Regions from separate parts of the Homo sapiens genome. Here region 1 is linked to region 2. The links are chromatin contacts, found by Hi-C in ENCODE. All regions are on one chromosome and are shown on one strand. The core of a region is the stretch at or near the end of the contact, and the rest is flanking DNA. Distances in the headings are between cores, read along the strand shown.

Region 1 (6,584 bases), core at 3,069-5,568, 8.7 Mb after region 2:
GGGCCCGGCCCTGGGACCTTGAACTGGCAGGTCTCTGGTCCAGAGCTAGGTCACTGGCTACCTGAGGTCTCTGAACCCCTCACTTTTCCGCTTCCCTGATTTTGGGGATTTGGGGACAGACACGGCAGAAAGCACTGGCGACGAACTCAAAAACTCCCGAACGCAAGGGGCAGCGGTTCTCCCAACCCAGTCTAATGCACATTGGCCCAGGATGTCTCAGGCCTCACCCCAGGACGTAGGGCTCTGAGGAGCTACTCCGGTCTCTCGCGGGCTCAGTTCCCGAAGTGATAGAGCAGCTCGCGCCAGAGCGCAGAACTTCGGGATTTGGCCAGCCTCCGAGCCCCAGGGCGCAGGGTGCTCAAGCCGACCACCCCACTCGGCGTGGTTGCCCTCCGCGTCCATCCCCTCAGCCCGGCCCCCATCCCCGCGAAGCCGCAGCAGACCTGAGACGCTGGCGGACATCTCGCTGTCGCTCCGGCCCGCGGCTTCCTCCTCTAGGTCTTTGGAAGCGGCCAGCTCACAGACCGGCTGGCCGAGGCTCAAGGATCCCCCCGCAAGGCCGGCCCCGCTGGCCCCCCGCGCGTCCGCGCAGCGCCGCCTGCTCTCGTTCTCCTCGCTGAGCGCGGAGTCCGAGTCCCAGCCTTCCGGGCTCTCCGCAGTCCGCCCCGCAGCTGTTCTGGTACCGGCAGGAGACGCCAGCAGAGAGTCCTCGGCGCCCCCCAACGCGCCCGCGTCCCTCTCCCCAAAGAGCCGCCAACAGCAGACAGCGGGAGCCGCGGCCACCGATGCCGCTGTGCCCCCGGGCGCCGGGCGCCCCTCTGGCGCGGCCAGCCCGCCGCGCTCCTCTTTCTTGTTGAGGATCGCCTGGATGGAGAAGGACGTCAAGGTGTTGGCGCCGCGCACAGCCATCTGCGCCGCGGGCAGGAGCGGCCGGCGGGGCGGGCAGCTGGGGCGCCGAGCAGCTCCGAGCGGGACAGAGAGCGCCGGCGGCCGCAGCGCGAGTGAGCTGGGTGTGCGAGGCCGCCGCCGCCCACTGCTGCGCGGCCCAGCAGCTCCCGCCCCACTCCGTCCCAGGATCAGCGCCGACCCTCGCCCCCACCTTAGAGGCCCACCCCGCCCGGAGACCCCCTCCCCCCGAATCCAGAGCCAGACGCTCTCCTTTCGCAGCTCAGCTGGATTATCTCATCGCTTCTCGCCCTTAGGGGCGGGCTGGGGTCTGCCCCCTCGGGGGACGTGAAGGAGGATTGGCGGGGGCCCCTCCGTGGCAGCAGTCCCCTCCCGAGCGCCGCCGGGGCGCACAGCCCGAGTCACTTTTTCTTTGCGCGTCTGTCCCTTCCTCGCCTGCAGGATTTCGCTCCTGGCCCGTCCTCCCCTTCCCTGCTGGGCAGGCTCTTCCGGAGCCCACCCCCGGCGGCGGCGGCGGTAGCCGCGGCCGCGGCCGCTGGATTCCGAGAGGCGCGGGGAACTTTTTTACCCCCTGCCCTGGTTTTATCTGTTTCTTTTCTCTTTCCTTCCCTTGCGTTCCACTGTACCACCCCCCTCCCGCCCGGGTGTCATTCCTCACTGCTGAGTGACAGCCTGAGGCCACACCCCTCCACTGGGCTGTCCCGGGCGCTCCCGGCCGTCCATTGGCTGGCTCCAGTTGGGCGACGTTGACTTTAACAGACAAAACTGGGCACGTTGCGCCGCTAAAGACAGGGTCTGACTTAACCCCTTCTCTCCTAAGCCTGGTCCTCGAAGCACCCTCCAGCAACAAGGAGGCTCATCCGACCCAAACCACGTTTCTTACCTCTGCAGATGTATCCACTTATTCCAGCGCTTTAACAGAACACTGATACTAAGTTGAGTCAAATCTGCGGAGAAAATCCAAGATAATGCAGTTCCATAAATCATGCTCGTAGTTTCTGTTCTCTAGGAAGGATTATAAACACGAAGAACAAAATGCATCCTTTTTTTTCTCCCTACAGTTTCGCCGCTTCTTCATTGCTAATGCTCTTTGCTGAAATGATCAGTTAATTAAGATCACTCTAGAAATATTTTTCTTTCCTCGTCGTCTTTGATTTGATTCGATTTTTATAGAGGAATTATAAAAAAATGGTATAGTTAGAACTAAAGTCAGGAGAAGAATTGAAAGGCATCTTTGGGAGAATTTCTGTAAATTTTATGGTCGTTTCCCTGGCAGACCAATATTGAATTTAATTGGAGTTTGTTAAGTTTTGCATCAGGAAGAAAAAAAAAACTTTCAATTTGTTTTTTTTAAATATCTCTTACTTGTGAGTTGAATAAAATTATAAATAGATATGTTTGTTTGCTTAGAAGTATACCTAGGAATTACCATAAAGTGATCCAGAAGTGACAACACTTTTTGCTCTTTAAAAAATAAGAAATGCATTGTATTATGTAATAGTAGGAACCAAGCTAAGAAACACAAATATTGTGGGTATATAAAAACATTTTAAAATGTGTTATTCCTTTTTTAATATAAAATTTGCTCAATTAACGTACTTCACTGTTTTCCATAAACTTTACCAGAGAGTTAACACCAAATACACAAACTTGAACCATTAAATACATTTAAAGGACTATGATTTTAATTTATTAAATTGCTAGGATTGGTAGTTTTGGTGTCATTAAAATAAATAACATCTCCCCTTGTTGCTTTCTTTTTGGTTGTTCTTTTTCTGCACCGCAGAAGGAAATACACTGACTATTCATAGTTCTCAGTCTCAGAATGAGGTTTTGCAGCATCTATACTTTTCAGCATTTCGGTTACATGATGCTTTCTTGCTTTGTGCAAACCTTGTAGGGTACCTGGGAAAAAACATCCACTTGAGGTCATTGCCCTTTACAGCTCTTTACAATTACATCAGTTTTGAAGGAACGCCATTTAAATTTGGTGTCAGTGCTCAGCAAGTGTAAGGACGCAGAGTGGAACAGCAGAATGCTTACAGTCTTTCAAAAACAGTGTGTCCTCTCCTCCCCCGCTGTATTATTTAAATTACCGTTCTCCTCACTTCGGGCAGGGATGTTGGGAATTATGTATAGTGAGGAGATTGACACTGGTTGCCTGGAAGGTAGGGGACGGGCAGGTATGGGTTTGGTGTCCCGTACAGCGATCGCTTTGTGGGTTTAGTACTTGGTGCTGACAAATAATGGAGTGAGATCCGAACATAAAGGCAGGCAGAGATGTTTTGGGGCTGAATCACCGAATACTAGAGTAGGTTTGGGGCTACGTAAAGACTTGCTTGAAAACAACTACCATTTAGTTGCGAATCCCTCCCCTCTTCCCTTTGATTCGATGTTTAAAAAGAATCCCAAATCACAGTTGGACATACTCCTGCCACAGCCTTGGGCAGAAGTCTTCAAAGCATGAAAAGATGTGGTTTGGCGACTTTGAGTTGTCGGGTATTTTTGTGTCCCAGGAGTGTGAGAAAGGGGCTACGTTCCGCGTCTTCCGGAGGCGCACAGCAAGGGAGTCTCCTGGTGTCATCTCGGGCCATTACGGCGCTTAGTCGATCATTAGGTCTGTGGGTGACTGTAGGCAGAGCCGGGAGTTGGGTGCTTGGCGCGGAGGGTGAACTCGCGGGTCTTGAGCTGCAACTAGAAGCTGCTCCTAGCAAGGGGTCGGGTGGAGATGAAAAGACTGTGGGGAAGGGGAGGTGGTTGTATGCCCAGAGATATCCCGGCGTAACTACGGAGTCCAGGCCCAGAGTGGCGGTGTGTGGCGAAGGCGCAGCAGGCCTGCGCCTGTCGGAGGACGGCAGATCTGGACGCGACCGCGCGGGCGTGCCTGGGTCCCGCTTCCTGCCCATCGAGGGCGACTTCCTTCGGGCTCAGCTGTGAGCTCCAGGAACTCTGCAACCTCCCGACGGGCGCCACGCTCCGGCTTGGGCCGGCCCGGGAGTTGGCGGAGCTGCGCGGCCCGGCCGGGCGGCCGGTGAGGCTTTCGAGAGGCACCGGGCTCGCTCAGCGTCCGCGCCTCTCTACCCCGCCGCGCCCCCTCCGCGCCCACGGGCCCATTTTTTCCTAGTCTTCTGCCTCTCTTCCTTCTTCCTCCCTCCCCTCCTCCTCCACACCTTTGTCTTCTTCCTCCTCCCTCCTCCTGCTTCTCCTCCGCAGTTTGGATCCTACGGGCCCCCTACGTGCCGCGCCCTTCGGTCCCCGGAACCGCCCGGGCTGGGGGTGCTGCTGCGCGGTGAGACTTCCGCGGGCGGCGGGCGGAGAGCGGGATTTGACTGCGAAAGCCAAGGGGGCGGGGAAGGGGAAGCCCCGGCCCTCGGGGGCGCGCAGTAAACTGCTGCACACGTGCCCGCGCTCCCGAGGGGGGCGCCCAGTGGGCTCGGGATTTCCTGGCTGCGCCACCGCGCGCCTCGCCCCCGACGCCCGCCACCTGTGCCCTGGGCCGCCTTCCCTGACGCCAGCGGCCGGAGGTCGCGCGCGCCGGGTGCTGCCCAGCAACGAAAGGCCATGCGGGGTTCGTCCCTCAGATGCCGGTGACCTTGATTGAAGTCACCTGCCTTCTCTAGCTTCCAGTCCTTTAAAACGAGGGTTTGGACCCGGTGCCTTCTGAACCCGGTGCTTCACTGAGTGAGCAAGTGAAGGGTGTGTGTGTGTGTTTGGGGTGGGGGCGGGGGCGAGGGGAGGGAGGGGCAGCGTTGCCGGCTCCCCAGAGCCAGGTCCAGGCAGAGGTCGCGCCCAGCACTGACCGTCGGTCCCAATCCGCAGACTCCCGAGGGCGATCCAAACCGCCTAAGCATCCCAAGCGTCCAGCACCCGCGCCTGCGTTCCTGAGTAATCCAGCGCCCTGCAGCGTTTTTCATGCACACGATCAAAATATATCAGACTGCAGAGAGAGGCTGTATTGTAACTGGCCAGCTTATAATACTATAAATAATAATATAAAAGGTAGTTTTATATTTTAACAAATATTGCTCACTGACAGTGTGCCAGGAACCAAAGCCTATTGTTTCATTGAATGTACACACCCCTGGGATTGGAATGAGTAGAAAACATTGTTATGCCCGTTTTACAGATGAAGAAACTGAGACTCCTGACTATCAGTAAGTGGCTGTCAGGATTTAAATCAGGCTTTGTCTGATGTCAAATCCAGTTGGATTTTCTACTCTAATCGGCTTTTCTCATTAACCTTATTAATTGTTTCCCATCATAGACCTTACCCATTTTTAATTGCTTATTCATTGGAAAAGGAGCTTCGTTCGGATTTAAGGTAATCAAAGAAAAAATTTAGTCAGACAAATCTAATGACTTTTTTTCTGTTCCACGCATTTGAAAACAAATCACACCAAGGCCTGCGGATCTGAACGTAAACCTCGTTGTGTAGAAAGAAGGAAACACACCATTTTATTATAATCAACAAACTAAACCGTGTGTAGAGGGAGACAGCCAGGTGATGGAAACTCATTAGGTTCAGAAACCAGATTGTGCGCGCGGTTCTGAGACGTAGCCAAGCGACCTCACGCAAGACCCTCTTTGGGGCTTAGTTTTCTTACCTAAAAAGCCAGGGTTGGAGATCACCCCTCAGGGTGTTAAAAAGACGTGCCAGCCTCGAACCCTCCTGGGTATGGTGGAGGACGAGCGCCACCTAGCGGGCATCCCTCTAGGGTTGTGCGTACTTTTATGGGGAGGTACTGGAATAAGTAGTACACGAAACGGACTGTTTTGCTTCTAGTTTCGTGTACACAGCCTCGCGCTGCCAGAGATCTAACAGCGGAGATGTTTCATTTTAAAAACTCACCCAGGCACGATCAACACCTCCATTGAAGACTCACCTCGCTCCAGGGCCAAGGGGAAGGGACTGGAGCAGGACGCGGGCGTGTTGGGATCGGTTTCAGAACGGAGGCCACAGCAAGCCCCTGGCCCACCTCCTACCCTATCCTGCATTCCACAGCTGCTTGCTGTGAGTATATAACCAGAGCTCTCGCTGGATGATCATTTAGGGCACAGGCATCCCTGTGTGTTTTATTGGCGCCAAAGGAATGTTTTGTTTTGTTTTGTTTTGTTTGTTTTTGTTTTTGTTTTTGAGATGGAGTCTCACTCTTGTCACCCAGGCTGGAGTGCAATGGCGCAATCTCGGCTCACTGCATCCTCCGTCTCCCGGGTTCAAGTGATTCTCCTGCCTCAGCCTCCCGAGTAACCAGGATTACAGGTGCCCGCCACAACGCTTGGCTAATTTTTGTATTTTTAGTAGAGATGGAGTTCCACCGTGTTGGCCAGTCTAGTTTCCAACTCCTGACCTCAGGTGATCCGCCCACCTCAGCCTTCCAAAGTGCTGAGATTACAGCCGTGACCCACCGCACCCGGCTAGGAATGGTTTTTTAGAAACTAATTTATTCATGATAGAAACTGAGGTATTTCACCCTAAAGATCAGAAATTTCCGGCACTGAAAACAAACCTCAGTTTCACTCTCTCACCCAAGCTGGAGTGAAGTGGCACAATCTCGACTCACTGCAACCTCTGCCTCCCGGGTTCAAGCGATTCTCCTGCCTCAGACTCCTGAGTATCTGGGACCACAGGCATGCACCACCACGCCTGGCTAATTTTTGTATTTTTAGTAGAGAAGGGG
Region 2 (7,267 bases), core at 3,807-6,306:
CAAGGGGCCTGACACCCAACTCAATACAAGTCAGTTATCTTCCTCGCATTCCCTCCCACCCCCTGCCGGAACTGAGATGGGGCCCACGGCGGGCTGCGCAGGGCAGAGCTGGAGGGGAGAAGGGCCAGCCTTCCTCCGCCGGGGTGGGCAGAGCCAGAATGGAAGACGTTTGGTCGACCCTGGAGCCTCGGGGTCTGCCTGACATCTCCGGGCTTAAATAACCGTGCGCCTTTGTTATTCGTCAGCAGCAAAGTGGTTCGTTACGCCTGATTGGTCTAATTGCTTTGAAATGGGATATATTATCTATAATTATAGAGCTCTAGGAGAGCCGGCCGGCCTCTCCTTTCATCTTCCCAAGTGCACCCTCACGTCGCGATCACATTAATTTGGGCCATTTGAAAGCGAGGGGGGAGGCTGGGGCTCTCTTCTCCTGCTGATCCTGGTCCTGCTCACCCCCTTCCAAATTTAAAGACACAAGGAAGCCCGGGCCTGGGACGGTAGGGAGAGCAGACAGTGGGGGAAGGGGGGGGGGGTGGGGGCAGAAGCCGGGAGTGGGGCTTGTCAATTTCGCCTTGGCGCCGGGTGAAATCCACTCCACGCGGACTGTACCACCGCACAAGTTGCACCCACTTTGAGGAGGATTTAGCAAGAAGGAGGAAACATTTTCACAAAGAGTTTGTATTTTGACTTCGCTGTTAAAAGGAGGTACCAAAACTCCTGAAAAGCGCAAGTTCTGCCTAGGTCTCCGGAAAGCAGAACGCTGTTTTTCTCCAGGTCTGTGTCGTGGATCTTCAACCAGTAGCTGAAGACTCCCTGGAGTTCTCAGGGCTCGGAGTTTTTCTCTGGAACGCTGTGAAGTCCTCCCGAAGTTAGTGACTCCCAGTTTGCTGAACCTGACTCCCAGCCCCTCACTTCTAGGCGACAGAGGCCAAAAGAGTGGAGATGGCTGGGTCGGGAGGCCCCCTTCGCAGATTGGGAGACCCCGTGACAGTGCTTTCTGTCTGCCCGTCAACCCCCACCCCCTCCCCGGGACAAAATACCTCCTCTCTCTCCCCCTCCGTCGCCCTCCTGGCGATTGGTGAATTCCCACCAAAATAAATCGTTCCGGGTAATCGGTTTTCATAGCACATTCATTCTATTAAAGAGGACTGTTTGGGGCTCGCTAATTGCCGGGGGATCCCACTGAGCTGCACATTTTTAAAAAATGCACGCGGGATTCCTGGGCCGAGGTCACAAAATGCAGTGGAAAGAGAGGGAGGGAGCATAAACAAAAACCCGACGGAGGCGACAACAAATGCCGAAGTGAGAAGTCAGCCTCCAGGCTCTTCCAACCGGTGCAGCAATACCCAGATAGGGATAACCGTCTTTAGGACGGGGTCCTTCTAAAAATTAATCTTTGCACGGGAGTGGTGTATACTTAGCAACACCACCATCCCTGCCTCCATCCCCCCAACCCCCGCAAAATTTTGGGGGAAAAAAAAAACCAGCTAAACCCACCACCAGTTTAGTTGCCCAGAAAGTAGACGAAGGATAATCCATCTTCAGGATCCGAAATGCAGAGGCCCTCTACTTGGGGGCGGGGAGTGCTTTAGGATGCCTGAAAATGAGGGGAGATGGAGCGAGAGGGGAGGGGAGAGAAGTCTAGAGGATGGAAGCGGAGCGCCAGTCCCCGAGCTTTATCTGCTGGGGCCAGCCCTGCCCTTGCCAGGCATGAATTACTGCCCGGCTTTCTCGGCTGCAGCGGCAGCGCAGAGAAATGCCGGGGGTACAAACGCCTCGAGGTTAGAGCTGGCGGCGAGATAACAGGCTCAGCCCCAGGGCCTGCCTGCTCGCTGAACCCCTGGGCCGGGAAATCGGTAAAGTCCTAGACAAAAAATAACTCAGAGAAGTCTCCCTCTCACTGCCCCTGTAACTCGTGGCTTTCCTCCCGCGGGAACAAACAACGCCCTGGGAAACAGGCAGACATTTTATTTCTTTTATCTGACTCCTTTCTCTTGAGACTGCCGGCACCTTTCTTTCTCTCGCAATCCAGGGGCAGAGCAATGGGAAAGCCCCGCGCTTTTCTGACACGGAATTGAGTCTGAACCCCCTTCTCTGCCGATGCACTCTTCTCGCCTAGCAACGTTTACACGCGGTTAACCTGCCGCGCGGGGCGACAGCAGACACGAACCCAGGCCGAACCTATAAAGAAGACACCGTGGCGTTCAGACCCGGCTCGGGAAGCCGAGGGGCTGGCTGCGGGGCCGGTGCTGCGGGGCCAGGCGATTTGCTCCCCGGAGGCAGGGGCGCGACTTCAAGGGCCCGTGCGCCGGGTGCAGCCTTTGATCCGGCCGCCGCTGGCGCCTTAAAACAACATCCTAGTCTGCCTATTAGGCGCGCTGAGGAATCGTGACACATTGTTTATCCCCGCAATTAGCGATGCGGCCCTTTTCAGGCCGCCCGCCCCCGGGCCCCCCGCCCCCCCCCCCCCCCCCGCGGCGGAGTCCAGGCCTTGCTGCGCTCCTCAACTGCGACCGCCGCAAGTTCCACACTAGCCCCCGCTGCACCATGCGGCTTCGCTCTCTGAGTTCAAGCCCCCGCTCAGCCCTAAAGCAGGGGTTCTTAACTGGAGGACTCCACTTGGGACCAGAGCCCCCGAAGTTGTCTGCCCCGTTGCTTGTAATGTGTTTTTGTAGGTGTGCATTTTTCTAGGGAAGAAGTTCTTGGCTGTATCAGATTCTTAAAGAGACCTGGGAGCAAAACATTTGCAGAAGGAGGGCGAGGGCGGAACTAAGCAAAGACTCGAAAAGGCACACTGCTCGCTTTTTAAATGGCCCCAAAAGCAGATAGGCCTCTGTTTCCTCTCCCCCTTTAACCTGGCCACAAAGGGAGATTCTGGCTGGGTGCGGAGGGGGTTGTTCTGACGAGAGTTTGATTAGAACGGGAGCAATAGAAGTTCGCCGTCCTGGAATCGCTTGAACCTGGGAGGCGGAGGTTGGAGTGAACTGAGATCGCGCCATTGCACTCCAGCCTGGGCGACAAGAGCAAAACTCCGTCTCAAAGAAGAGGAAGAGGAAGAAGAAGGAGGAGGAGGAGGAGGAGATGAGGAGGAGAGGAGGAAGAGGAGGATGAGGAGGAGGAGAAAAGAGGAAGAAAAAGAGGAAGAGGAAGAAGAAGAAGAAGAGGAAGAAGAGGAAGATGCTGTTGTTCGCTGTCCTGGCTGGGCTACCAGCAAGGTATTTGCCCTACAGCCTTGCTCAGCCTCAGCGAGCTGAGCTTCAAAATTGGGTCTTAAGGTCTTCTATCCTTGTACCCTCTCGGGCAAACCTCCGGAGGCCCCGGTGCACCGCGCGTCCAGCCGGCCCAACTCGAGCTAGAAGCCCCAACCACTGCCCAGTGCCTGAGTTGCAGTCTTGGGTCCTTTAGAAACCTGGAGATGTGCGTAAAATTCAGATGCCGGTATTCCCGAACTTCCCCAGGCCTCAGCATATCTCGGCGGCCTGTGGACAGATGGGAGGCTACCAATCGCTCCGGCGTCCGCAGCCCGACCCCTGCCGCCAGACCCCGGACGTCTTCCGGATAATAAAGTTCCCGCTCTAATTCATTTTCCCTAATCTGGACGCCCCTAATCTACAGCTTTTATTGCGCCCAGTTAAAAGTCGAGGGAATTCGCTGTCCCTCCGCGCTCGGATAATTACCCCTAAATGGCCACGGCAGCCCCTTGTGTTTCCTGGAGATTAGAACCCCGCAGTCATCAATGGCAGGGCCGAGTGAGCCGCCAATCACCTCCGCTCACTCCCTGAGAGCCGCTGGCCTGGGCCGCAGGAGGAGAGGCCATAAAGCGACAGGCGCAGAAAATGGCCAAGCCCCGACCCCGCTTCAGGCAGATCTTGCATCTCCCCTGACCCCAACTCATTTTTTCTGTCTTTATTATTATTATTATTATTAACAGCAAACATTAAATCACGTTTTCTCCGAAATTGGCAAAAGAAGAGTTCTCAAGTCCCACACTAGAGTCCACCTCCAGGAACTTTCCTCTTTTCCCAGCCCCCTCCCCCAAATGTGCCTCTCCCCTCCAGGATCAGCGGCCCAGAGATAGGGACATGTCATTGTTTCCGAGGACGCGTTGTTTGAGGTCACCTTAAGGCCAGATCGGTGTTTCATTGACGATTCTGTTGGTTTTATTTCAGTAAGTTCTATATCAAAAGGATCTGGCAGCTCCTTTCCCCGCCCGGGCGCTATAGGTGTTGTGACCCTTGGGACAGAAGTTCAGAGCGAGGGTGGGGGGGGGGGAATACACATCGTGTATGAAAACCGACTGCAGATTCTAGATAATCTTACGTATTCTCACATCCTTGGCACTACAGGAAGCTAGCTTCTTCCCGCAAGGTTTACTCCAGCTCTAAGTTAGAGACAAAGGCCCACTTTTACCTCGAGGTAAAGTTTACAAGATTTCAGAACAGGAAGAAAATGAAGGTTTGGTTTTGTTTCGTTTCTTGAAAAGAAGTTAATAGTATGTCTTTCTCCTAGGATAAATAGCCATGCGTATTTTAAAAACTATATATAAAAGGAATGTGTAAGAAATAACCTCAACTCAAATTATTGTGGTAGAAGAAGAGGGGGGGTCAGACAGTGGAGGGGGGCACAGGGAAACCCAGCCACAGACTAAAGAGAAAGGTAAAAGAAGCAGTAGAGGAGAGAAACAAGGACGGGGAAAAAAAGAGGAGCGGAAAAGAGGGCTGAGGAGGGGAGGGGAGGGGAGGAGAGGAGGGCAGAAGAGAAGGAACGAGAACAAGGGAAAATCCCCCGGGAACACAGAAAGATAGAGACCCAGGGGACTCCCGCAGAGAGGGCCTCTTGGGCTTCAGCGCAGAGGAAAGTTTCCCGGGCACCCCCTCTCCTCCCCTGCCCTCCGCCGCCTGGGCCCTGCCCTGCGTGCCCCCAGGCCCAGCGCGCCTCCGGGCGAGTCCCCAGGAGCGCGGCCCAATGGATCGCTCCGGGCCCGCCCCCTCGCGCGCTGATTGGCCGCCGCCCCGCTGGCCTCGCCTTATTAGCAAGTTCTCTGGGGAGCCGCGGTAGGGCCCGGAGCCGGCGAGTGCTCCCGGGAACTCTGCCTGCGCGGCGGCAGCGACCGGAGGCCAGGCCCAGCACGCCGGAGCTGGCCTGCTGGGGAGGGGCGGGAGGCGCGCGCGGGAGGGTCCGCCCGGCCAGGGCCCCGGGCGCTCGCAGAGGCCGGCCGCGCTCCCAGCCCGCCCGGAGCCCATGCCCGGCGGCTGGCCAGTGCTGCGGCAGAAGGGGGGGCCCGGCTCTGCATGGCCCCGGCTGCTGACATGACTTCTTTGCCACTCGGTGTCAAAGTGGAGGACTCCGCCTTCGGCAAGCCGGCGGGGGGAGGCGCGGGCCAGGCCCCCAGCGCCGCCGCGGCCACGGCAGCCGCCATGGGCGCGGACGAGGAGGGGGCCAAGCCCAAAGTGTCCCCTTCGCTCCTGCCCTTCAGCGTGGAGGCGCTCATGGCCGACCACAGGAAGCCGGGGGCCAAGGAGAGCGCCCTGGCGCCCTCCGAGGGCGTGCAGGCGGCGGGTGGCTCGGCGCAGCCACTGGGCGTCCCGCCGGGGTCGCTGGGAGCCCCGGACGCGCCCTCTTCGCCGCGGCCGCTCGGCCATTTCTCGGTGGGGGGACTCCTCAAGCTGCCAGAAGATGCGCTCGTCAAAGCCGAGAGCCCCGAGAAGCCCGAGAGGACCCCGTGGATGCAGAGCCCCCGCTTCTCCCCGCCGCCGGCCAGTGAGTAGCCAGAACCCAGGCGCAGAGGGAGGGGGCCGGGTGGGGGCCGGGTGGGGTGTGGGACCCGAGGGCTCCTGGTGGCCTCCGGCGCCTGCGTACCTGCAGCCGGTGCTAGGGAGCCGTGGGCTGCAAGGCCGGGTCTTGCGCCTCCCTCCACTCCCACCCAGGAAGAAGGTTCCAGACCTCCTCGCCTTGGCCCAGAGACGCTGCGGGTGGGAGTTAACGGATAGGACACCGATGTCTGGGCACCCTGTCCTCCTGCCCCCACCAAACGACCTCAGGGGTCCATGATCCCTCATCTGATCCCAAACTCTGTTTCATCGGCTTCACCCCAGCGGATGAATGTGTGTGGTGCGGTATCTTCCCTGCACCCGGAGTTTCACTTTCTCGCAGTAGGAGCTGGTGTCCCCCAGCCCCTCTTCCCTTTCAAGTACCTCTTTGCCTAGAGGTTCCGAAGCTCCTACAGAATTCTACCTCCCCATGCCCTTTGAGTTTGAGGCAGATAGTTGGTGCTTTGGGCGGATGGATGATTCAGGGGTGGGGACATTCAGGTTCCAGTGGAGGGGGCGGGGCACCAAGTCAATTAGGGGAAGGCGCCCCCGCTAATCCTATGGGAAGCTCCCAAACGTCTAGGACTGAGCCATTAAAGTGGACTCCAGGTGCCCAAGGCGGTTCGCTCCAAGGCCTCACGGCCCCCTGGCTGCTCTACTCAGAGAACACGCTCGGAGATATTTCAGGAGCACGGGAAATTCCCAAGTTTTCCTCGTTTCCTCCGATTATTTTGCTCGGCATAATAGCAGCCAGATTTCAATGGCGTGATGCTGAGGAATGATTTTTATCTGGGGATTAAACGTCTTTGAAAGGCCAGTCCCTCCCTAAGCCTAATGGCCGGAGAAGGTGGCCCCGCTCTGGGTTGTCGCCGCTGAAGGGAGTGACGTTTCTCTCGGCGCCCGCCCCTCGGGCGGCCCGGCGGAAAGCTAGTTGGGGGCCAAGCGCTTCCCGGACTCCCGGTGGCCTCCAGCAGGGAAGAAGCGGGGTGTTAACACGAGATTTCGTTTGACTCACATCCTGGTGGTCTGAAAGTCCAAAGGATCGTTGTGTTTTCTTTGTTTTGTTTTGTTTTTTCTGTTTGTTTGTGGTTGTTTTTTAGAGAGGTGTGAAAAAATGCATACTTAGGCAAAACCCGCGTGGTGAAACATCTTCGATTTGAATTCACTTTCTGCCGGGAAAGCTGCTGCATAGGCAAAGTGTCCTTTCCAACGCTTAGGGCCTTGGGCCCCAAGACCCCGAAGTCAAAGCGATCCCGGCTGTGTTGGGATAATTTGTTCCACATTTTATCCGGGGGCAGTCCCCAGCAGACCCCATCCCCGACCTGCACTAGTCCTGCGCTCTGATGCTTCTTCACTGTCCACCCTTGAGGTTTATTTTGAAGCCAAAAGAAAAAGACAGCTGGGCATGTTGATGTCTGCTGACTATGCCACAGGTTGAGGGGAGAGGCGATCTCAAC

What was found. Hi-C counts contacts between places; a loop is a spot of excess contacts on that map. Pooled maps may share reads with other maps.
Region 1: a pooled map shows a loop between it and region 2 (10-fold over the local background). The contact joins the promoter of LINC01096 here to the promoter of MSX1 in region 2. A Hi-C loop is called at or near these places in 5 of 50 pooled maps.

Annotation. Positions count from the first base shown.
Region 1 is chr4:13,543,506-13,550,089 of GRCh38, forward strand. LINC01096 (long intergenic non-protein coding RNA 1096) reads right to left here and starts at 4,319. Exons shown (of 1, transcript NR_015450.1): 1 at 2,571-4,319. It overlaps NKX3-2 (NK3 homeobox 2), which reads right to left and starts at 1,003. Exons shown (of 2, transcript NM_001189.4): 1 at 444-1,003. The coding sequence starts at 909. RefSeq lists enhancers at 3,129-3,629, 3,630-4,130, 5,500-5,794 and silencers at 3,846-3,965, 4,156-4,455.
Region 2 is chr4:4,854,609-4,861,875 of GRCh38, forward strand. It overlaps MSX1 (msh homeobox 1), which reads left to right and starts at 5,057. Exons shown (of 2, transcript NM_002448.3): 1 at 5,057-5,760. The coding sequence starts at 5,292. RefSeq lists silencers at 4,879-4,938, 4,959-5,198, 5,209-5,648.